Regions from separate parts of the Homo sapiens genome. Here region 1 is linked to region 2. Evidence: read pairs that join two places in POLR2A ChIA-PET (ENCODE). Cell type or tissue: GM12878. All regions are shown on one strand. Each heading gives the region's core, and the rest is flanking DNA. Links, peaks and the distances in the headings are about the cores only. Region 1 has its middle 45 kb from the start of MIR5685. Region 2 has its middle 4.9 kb from the start of GCLC-AS1.

Region 1 (4,401 bases), core at 278-4,277, 190 kb after region 2:
GGTGGTCTGCCCACCTTGGCCTCCCAAAGTGCTGGAATTACAGGTATGAACCACCATGTCTGGCCGATTTATTTCTTTTTTAAAGAGACAGGATCTTACTATGTTGCTCAGGTTGGTCTCAAACTCCTGGGCTCAAGCCATTCTCCAGCCTCAGCCACTGCCCCACCTCCCCCGCCCGCAATTGCTGGGATTACAGGTGTGCACCACTTAAGGTTTTGCATTTATTTTCATTTATTTTCAAACCTTTTTTTTTTTTTTGGCTCCTTTCCTGGTCATCATAGTCACATTATTAAAAAAAAGAAATAATACATTTAGATAAATCAACATTAGGAACTACTTATTACTCCCATAGAACATATTCTGTTGTTTTAGGTGCAAATATTTCCAAAATGTAACTATTTGTATGTATTTTTCCTCTTAATTTACCTGAAAGACGCTCACAAGTATTGAACTTGATGAAGGAAAATTATAATTTTCTCTTTGTGATTTTTTTAAAGAGTAGTCAGGGGTAATTTATTATAACAAACCACGAAAGAAAGTTACATTTTAAAAGTATTTTGTTGATTTATATGTCAGCAATGACTTCATCTGCCTAGTCAATGAAAGACACAAGAGTTTTAAATAAACTCCCCACATGCTGAGCTGTGTGCTTCCCTTATCCTATCACCCCAGCCTCTCCAGTTTAATGACATAAGGTGAGTAATGCTACAATCTGTTGAAGACTCAACAAAGTCACGCTTTGTAGACACCACAAGAGTTAAACTGAACTTTAATAATAACTTCAGGCTGGGGTGCCGGAGGTGGGAGAGCACCAGGAAAAACAGCTAGTGCATGTGGGGCTTAATACCTAGGCGATGGGTTGATAGGTGCAGCAAACCACCATAGCATATGTGTACCTATGTAACAAACCTGCACATCCTGCACATGTACCCTGGAACTTAAGATAAAGAAAAAAATAGGCCGGGTGCAAGTGGCTCACGCTTGTAATCCCAGCACCTTGGGAGGCCGAGGTGGGCAGATCACGAGGTCAGGAGTTCGATATCAGCCTGGCCAATATGACGAAATCCCATCTCTACTAAAAATACAAAAATTAGCTAGGCATGGTGGCGTGCGCCTGTAGTCCTAGCTACTTGGGAGGCTGAGGCAGAAAAATCGTTTGAACCCCGGAGGCGGAGCTTGCAGCCAAGATCACGCCACTGCACTCCAGCCTGGGCGAAAGAGAGAGACTCCGTCTCAAAATAAATAAATAAATACTAATAATTGCTTAAGGTTTATCTTACAATGCTGCCACTTCCCCCAACAAGTCTGGAGATTGAATGGACATGAGTTTAATAGGAGAGGGGTGGAGGGTAAGGGCTGCAATTGGGGAAATGGGTAGAGGAAGAGGAGGCAGATTGAAAATAGTTTTTTAAAATCCTGGTCACTGAGTGGAAAGCGTGCTCACATTCCTAGGAGCAGAGGGGGAATATGGGTTAAACTTAAGGGACACACTAGGAGTTAATCATTCAGGGTACAGGGTGAACGCAAGTAAGAATTCTAAAAATGACGACTTCTCCTTCAAAACTGAAGCAGTCTGCAAGAAGCAGAATTGGAGAGCTTATTAGCTTGACTCCTTTGCCCTCTGCAGCTGATGCTCCCAGTTTAAATCCTGGCACAACCCTAAAATAAGAGTTAGCTCTGCAAAGGTAAAAAGAATTGAGGACACTGAAGAATATATAGTGGCACAAAGAATATTTAGTGGCACAAAACTAGCTCACAATTCCACATTGTGTTAGGGCAGCTCTGGCCTCTGCATTCTTGTGTCTGTCCACAAAGGTAACTGAAAAGGAAGCAGCCAGGTAAGTCATTGTTGCGAGCCGTTCTCCCGTTCCACCTCTTCTCATTTTGTGGTGTCAGTTGCTTCGGAAAGAACAAGGGGAAACGAAGGGTGGCCAAAGGAAGGCATCCCATTGTGTGTACATGTCAGTTTCACATTCTGTGCCCTTTATGCCAAAGAGGCCTTTGCTAGATACCATTTCCTCCTAGTTTGCCACCAAGATGGACAACAGACCTTTTCAACAAAACCTGCAAACTGTTTTAATTAATATTGCTAACATCAGGACAGATGTTACAAGATAAATCTCTTCCTCCTTTATTCTCCTCCTTCCCTAGCCATTCCACCCTGAAACATTTTGGGGCCTGTACTAGATACTAGAGACACAAAGGAGACTAGAACATTCTCTGTCGTTGAATTATTCTCAGTCAAATGAAGACGGAAACTGTGGTCTGAAAATTTTGAATAATAAAGCCATTTGTGACAGCGACACAGCTCATATTGGAAGTGGAACTTACATTTCCTGACTCATAATGAAGACCTTTATGCTCAACACCACATACAAAACATGTGCGATGTATAAAATGGGTAAATTCCATTAACAAATACATTTATCATTTCGGGATAGGCTATTTGTGTCAAGACAGCAGAATTTCAAGTACTAACTCATCTTCCCCTTCCACCTTCTTTTTTAATGGCCTTATCTGAATGACTCTGTGCCTACCACTAGAGAAGTGGTCTAAGACTTCTTGCCTTTTTTTTTTTTTTTGAGATGGAGTCTTGCTCTGTCACCCAGGCTGGAGTGCAGTGGCATGATCTCAGCTCACTGCAACCTCTGCCTCCCAGGTTCAAGTGATTCTCCTGCCTCAGCCTCCTGAGTAGCTGGGACTGCAGGTGTGTGCCACCATGCCTGGCTAATTTTTGTATTTTTAATAGAGGCAGGGTTTCGCTATGTTGACCAGGCTGGTCTCGAACTCCTGACCTCATGATCTGCCCGCCACAGCCTCTCAAAGTGCTGGGATTAGAGGTGTAAGCCACCACGCCCAGCTGACTTCTTGCTTTTTTCACTGAATGGTTTGGAGCACACACAAAGGGCTCACACCTGGCACTGTCACTTATGAGCAGTATAAATTTGGGCAAGATTCATAACTTTTCTGAACCTCGGGTTTCACATCTAGGATCCAGAGCTAATATTTCTTTCCTCATGGGATTGTTGTGATATTAAAAATAAAATACTGGGACACAGTAAGCATGCAATAAATAGCAGTGGTTGTTATTAACAAAGAGACTGTCTAGCATCTCCTCTTGTTTTAAACCCCCTTCCTGAGAGAGGTGGAGAAAGAAGACCTAACTAGCAAGCATGGCTTTCTGGAGGGAGCAGGACTTGTAGCTGTTGCGGCATGAGACAGTAGAAGCAGAGCTTCAGCTCTACCAGGACATTCTTCCATTTCGATACGACAGAGTGTCCTGATGCAGCTGGGCTTTTGGGGGTAAGCACCCAGCAACCCCGGGAAATTGGAGTTGAAGCTGTGGGTGCCAGAGACCAGGAGAGGTTCCAGGAATCATAAGACGTTTGTAAGTTTATAGATAAGCTGGTGACACGAAACCAGGGAATATCAGATTGTATTTATTTATTCCCTTATGAGCAACTCTCAAATCTTTTTGCTTTCAGATGTTGCAAATTCATCCCACCTCCTGCTGCAGCTATGATACTCAGAGAAAGTAAGTCTCCAATGCTTGGGTAAATAAATCTATTGCCTCTCAACCCTACCCTACTTTGAGCTGTCAGTCCTTTTCCCCTTTCCCCACTCTTCCTTAGAGGTCCAAAAATGCTTCTAGAAAGTACAACTTGAAAACCACTGCCATGACACAATGTTGGGAACCTTGTTCACATGCTAAAGCTCAATATCACCTCCACTTCAGCTGAAGATCACTAAAGCTCAATATCACCTCCACTTCAGCTGAAGATCACTAAAGCTCAATATCACCTCTACTTCAGCTGAAGATCACTTCTCTCGTTGCCTCTTTAATGTCTGCTTCACAACATTTATCACGAGTTAGTTGTGTGATAAGCTGTCTTCCTCACAAGAACCTTATCTCCAATGAGGTCAGGGAATGAGGTGAATCTATTGAGATTTGACACTGTGTCCCCAGTGCCTAGGCCAGTGCCTCGGGCATTGTAGGCTCTGGAAAAAAATGTTTGGGACTAGGATAATCAGAGGACTGGGGGAAGTCCAGTCCCATTCTCACTTAGGGGGAGTCAGAATAACATAGTTCACATTGTATAGTTCTTTGGAGGTGAAAAGATGGGATAGTAAACCAAACCTTTGAAATCGTTCTTGAGGCCAGGCCTGGTGGCTCACACCTATAAAATCCCAGCACTTTGGGAGGCTGAGGCGGACAGACGACTTGAGGTCAGGAGTTCCAGACTAGCCTGGCCAACATGGTGAAACCTGTCTCTACTGAAAATTTAAAAATTAGCCGGGCATGGTAGCAGGCGCCTGTAATCCCAGCTACTTGGGAGGCTGAGGCAGGAGAATTGCTTGAACCCAGGAGGCAGAGGTTGCAGTGAGCCAAGATTGCGCTAC
Region 2 (4,401 bases), core at 187-4,186:
ATTTCCCAGGAAAATCTGATAAAGAATATTTAATGCTTACACATATCTTGAAATAAACTAAAAGCTTTAAGGACATCCATGTAGAAAAAGAAAAGCTCCTCTAAGTGTAAGGGCTGTGAGGGAGGTGCAGATGAGCCTGACCTCCAAAACCTCAGCAGCAGCATTCAATGCCAGAAGACAATGGAGCTCTGCTTACAAAGTTCTGAGGAAAGGAAAGGGTAACTTTGTGTCCATCTAATTGTGCTTGAAACATAAAGGCAGGAAACAAACTTTAAAATAAGCAGCAATTCATGAAATTTAGTGCTCATGAATTATTTTTGAAAAAGCCATCCAACAACAAAACCCAGCAAGCCAATTGTTAAGTGAAAAATTAAAAACCCGGAAGTGGAAGGTTGGTCATTAAACACATTCAATGGCTTAAAGAAAAAGCAAAGCTGAGAATTATGGCTACAGGACAGAGTAAATTTATGAATCTTGATAATGAAAAAATAATAATACACTTAACAGAAATATGGTGTTGTAGGGGTAGGTTAGAAAGATGGTGCCATGTTGCTTACCTTCAGTGCAGGCAGATCCATAGATACTGCTTGAATTGAAGCATTTTGGTGATTGGGTTTTTTTTTTTTAAGTAAAAAAATCTTTTGAAATTTTAGAGTTATCTTCTAGGAAAATAAAATTGCTTGATGTGAAGAAACTTATTAATCTGAGATTGAGCAATTCTACCAATTTCACTAGCTTTTCTCCAGTTTAGTTCAAGTAAAGACAAATTTAATGCTTTTTGTTTTTTAAAAAAAGCATTTACAGTAGGTCCCATTTTTGTAGAATTATGTCTATGTGTGAATATGGGTACATACATAGAGAGATCACTAGGAACTAGGATGATGTTGCCAAATGTTATGACAATTATTTCTGGGTAGTTGATAGTGGGGGTTTTGCTTGTTGGTTTTGTTTTTTAACTTTCTTCTATATACTCTTCCGTAGCCCTTTTTGTGATAAGCATGTATCAGTTTTATAAAACCAATACGTTTTGAATAGGTCCCTGACATCTGAGCTATTGCAGGGTATGGCTGAGGAGAGGGAATTTTACCAGAAGGCCCATTAACCATGGGTCTCATACTCATAAAGACCATAAACTTAGATTTTTTATGTCCTCTCCAAATGAGTTCATACATGCTGTAATTGAAATATACTAATAGGATTAAACACTTAAATTATAGGGAGTTTTCTTCTTTTTAAAATTATAGCTGGAACTTCAAGATGTCCATTCTTCTTGAGAAGCCCTGCATATATTATTCAAAATTAAATAAATAATGATTTAATACATTGGGAAGGATATGGCTCAGAGGAAGGATCCTAGAGGCTTCCTTCCCCTTCCTAGATCATGCCCAGTTTAGAACTTTCTACCAGGTGAACACGTAGCCCTGACACTTCCACCTACAGCTGCAAGCATTGAACAAAAGGCAACTAATTTTTATGCGCCATTTCTGGAACTAGCCCTAGTCATCCAACACACAGATCTCTTTGAATTATAATGCTCAGAGATTTTTACTTGCTTATATTTGGCTCACTTTGGTCTGCCTTCTCTCTGATCTGATGACTCAGTTCCTAATCTCACTACTGAGTTTAGCAAATACTGCTTTTCTCACAACTAGATTCATAATTAGATTATCCATTTGTCTTTGGCTACCTGAACTCACATCATAACTGTGGGTTTCAATTCCCACCTCTCCCCTGCCTCACTGCTTCTTTTTTTTTTTTAATTGTACTTTAAGTTTTAGGGTACATGTGCACAATGTGCAGGTTAGTTATAGGTGGGAATTGAACAATGAGATCACTGCTTCTTAACATCTGGCTTGCTGCTAACCATATCTCATTCACCTGTAGTCATATGATACCGGAAAAGAAACCAAGAAAACAGTACGACTCGCTTGCTCATTAAAACTTCTGTGGCAATGAAGGGTGAAAAGGATTCATAAGAGTGATGAGAAATTCTGGCGGGACCAATATCCAGAATGATGAAATTGAGCTCCTCATGGAAAGATAGTCCTGGAACTCACAGGCTCTCATGCCCCTGAGATGTGGTAGAAATAGCCTTTAACTTGGAGTTAGAAGACCTTGGTTCTAATCCTAGCTCTGTGCTGGCAGAACTGCCCTACAAGTGAGATGAAAGGATGCTAAACAGTAACTCGAATCCTCACAAAGAAATAAAAAGCAGCAATAAGGGTAACTACACAGGTGACTTATAAAAGCATAAATGTGTGTTTGCTTGTAATTTTTCTGATTTAAGACAACTGCATAAAGTAATACTTATAAAACTATTGATGGATTTATAACATATAAAGATGTAATTGGGCAATAATAGCATAATGGACTAGGGAGGAAAATGAGTAATAATGGGATAGAAAAAAAGAGAGAAAACAAATAAATAAAATTAAATTCTAGCTCTACAAATTATGAGTTGCGTAACCTCGAGCAATTTTTTACCCAACTTGAGTCTCAATGTTCTGCATACATAAGGTATAATATTTATCTTATCGTTAAGTAAGATGACATTTATTTTAAAAGGTTGTTGAGAGAATAAAGTGAAAACAGTGTTTCACAAATATTTTGTACAATGATTTGCACAGGCACTCAATAAATGCTGGAACTACTGGGTAATGTATACTTGGTGGTTCAGTACATGACTTTCTCTACTTTTCTGCACATTAACATTTTTATAGTAAAAGAAAATTTAATTTAATTTAAAATTTAATTCCAGCCTCCTTCCTTTTATGTGGGTTTCTGTCACCAGGCTGGAGTGCAGTGGCGCAATCTTGGCTCACTGCAACCTTCGCCTCCTGGGTTCAAGTGATTCTCCTGCCTCAGCCTCCTGAGTAGCTGGGACTACAGGCGCCCACCACCACGCCGGCTAATTTTTTGTATTTTTAGTAGAGACGGAGTTTCACTCTGTTGGCCAGGATGGTCTCTATCTCTTGACCTCATGATCCGCCCTCCTTGGCCTCCCAAAGTGCTGGAATTACAGGCATGAGCCACTGCGCCAGGCCAAAATATATCTTAAAGAGTTAATCATTTGAACACACATAGGAAATTGGGAGAGGTAAGGACTTGAAATCGCTGTTGCTAGCATTTTTAACTTTGTCCCAGATCTTAATGATTAAACAATGTCCGTGGGAAATTTGAATGTAAATAATGTGGGGCTGGGCCTGGCACGGCGGCTCACACCTCTCATCCCAGCTCTTTGGGAGGATGAGGCGGGCGGATCACCTGAGGTCAGGAGTTCAACTTCTTTGAACCATTTGTTGAAGAGACTGTCCTTTCTCCCACTGAGTGATCTTGGCACCCCTGTTGAAGATCATTTGGCTGCATATGTGAGGGTTTGTTTCTGAGCTGTCTATTCTATTCCATTGATCTTTATGGGCGCAGTTAACTTTAAGAAAGGAAGACTATGTATGTGTACCTATCTTAATCATATTAGCCACTTAAGAGCAGTGAGTTTTCTTTGGCTGGTCACAGAAGGAAAAACAGAGATTTAAAGTATGAGCAAAATTTGACAAAGGCGTGTTGCTGAAATGGAGGGACCGTGTGGCTAGGACCTGAGGGCAGCCTCTAGCAGTTGGGAGTGTCCCCAGACTACAGCTGACAACAACAAGGAAATGTATTCTGCCAACAATTTAAGTGAGTTTGGAAGTGGCTCTTTCCCTAGTTGAACCTCCTGATGATGGCACAGCTATACAACATCTTAATTTAAGCCTTATGAGACCTTGAGTAGAGGACCCAGTTAAAACCAGACTCCCAACACAAAAACTGTGAGATAATAAATTTGTGTTATTTTGAGCTGCTAAGGTTGTGGTATTTGTTACACAGCAATAGAAAACTAATATACCCTGGTTATACCTTCTTCCTCTGATTAGGTCATTAACGGCCCTAGAGTTGGGGGCCATTAGCTCACTGAACTCCATGGCTCTTTTATTCTTACCAAAGTTTAGACTGGCTGGAATATTTTTTTCTTTATTTTCTCTTATCTTATTTACTTATCTTTAGGAAAGAATTTTAAATTAATCTAAGTTTAGAAATAGGTAATACCTATCCATGGTTCATAGTCAAAATATGTTGCAAGAGATATAGTGAAGACTCTCTCTGCAACTATTCTTCCTCATCTGTCTTGTTCTCACCTGCCACCTCCTCCCCCCCTCACCAGATAACCACTGAGAACAGTTTCCTGATATTCTTCTCAAGTTACTTTTAAATGCACATATGTGACAAAGACTGTTAATTACTTCCCATTTTCATTCTTCTCTTCTTAAATAGTGTTAGAATTTTTAGCTGGACACCTGGCTGCCAGGAATTAAAAATATGTTCCCCAGGCTCCCTTATAGTTAGATGTGACCAGATGGGATACAG

What was found. Peaks named below come from ENCODE experiments on the same cell type or tissue, not always from the same donor. Only the 100,000 strongest peaks of a DNase experiment are listed, where the experiment ranks them.
Region 1: POLR2A ChIA-PET joins it to region 2 with 6 read pairs; 3 of 35 experiments call an interaction of 5 or more read pairs at or near these places.

What each region holds. Positions count from the first base shown.
Region 1 is chr6:53,229,788-53,234,188 of GRCh38, reverse strand. No RefSeq gene overlaps it. Among named protein-coding and RNA genes, the nearest start is that of MIR5685, 45 kb to the left of the region's middle. In GM12878, for the core only: no CTCF peak of the experiment used is centred there; a DNase peak (open chromatin) is centred at 2,318.
Region 2 is chr6:53,424,359-53,428,759 of GRCh38, reverse strand. No RefSeq gene overlaps it. Among named protein-coding and RNA genes, the nearest start is that of GCLC-AS1, 4.9 kb to the left of the region's middle. In GM12878, for the core only: no CTCF peak of the experiment used is centred there; DNase peaks (open chromatin) are centred at 1,609 and 1,889.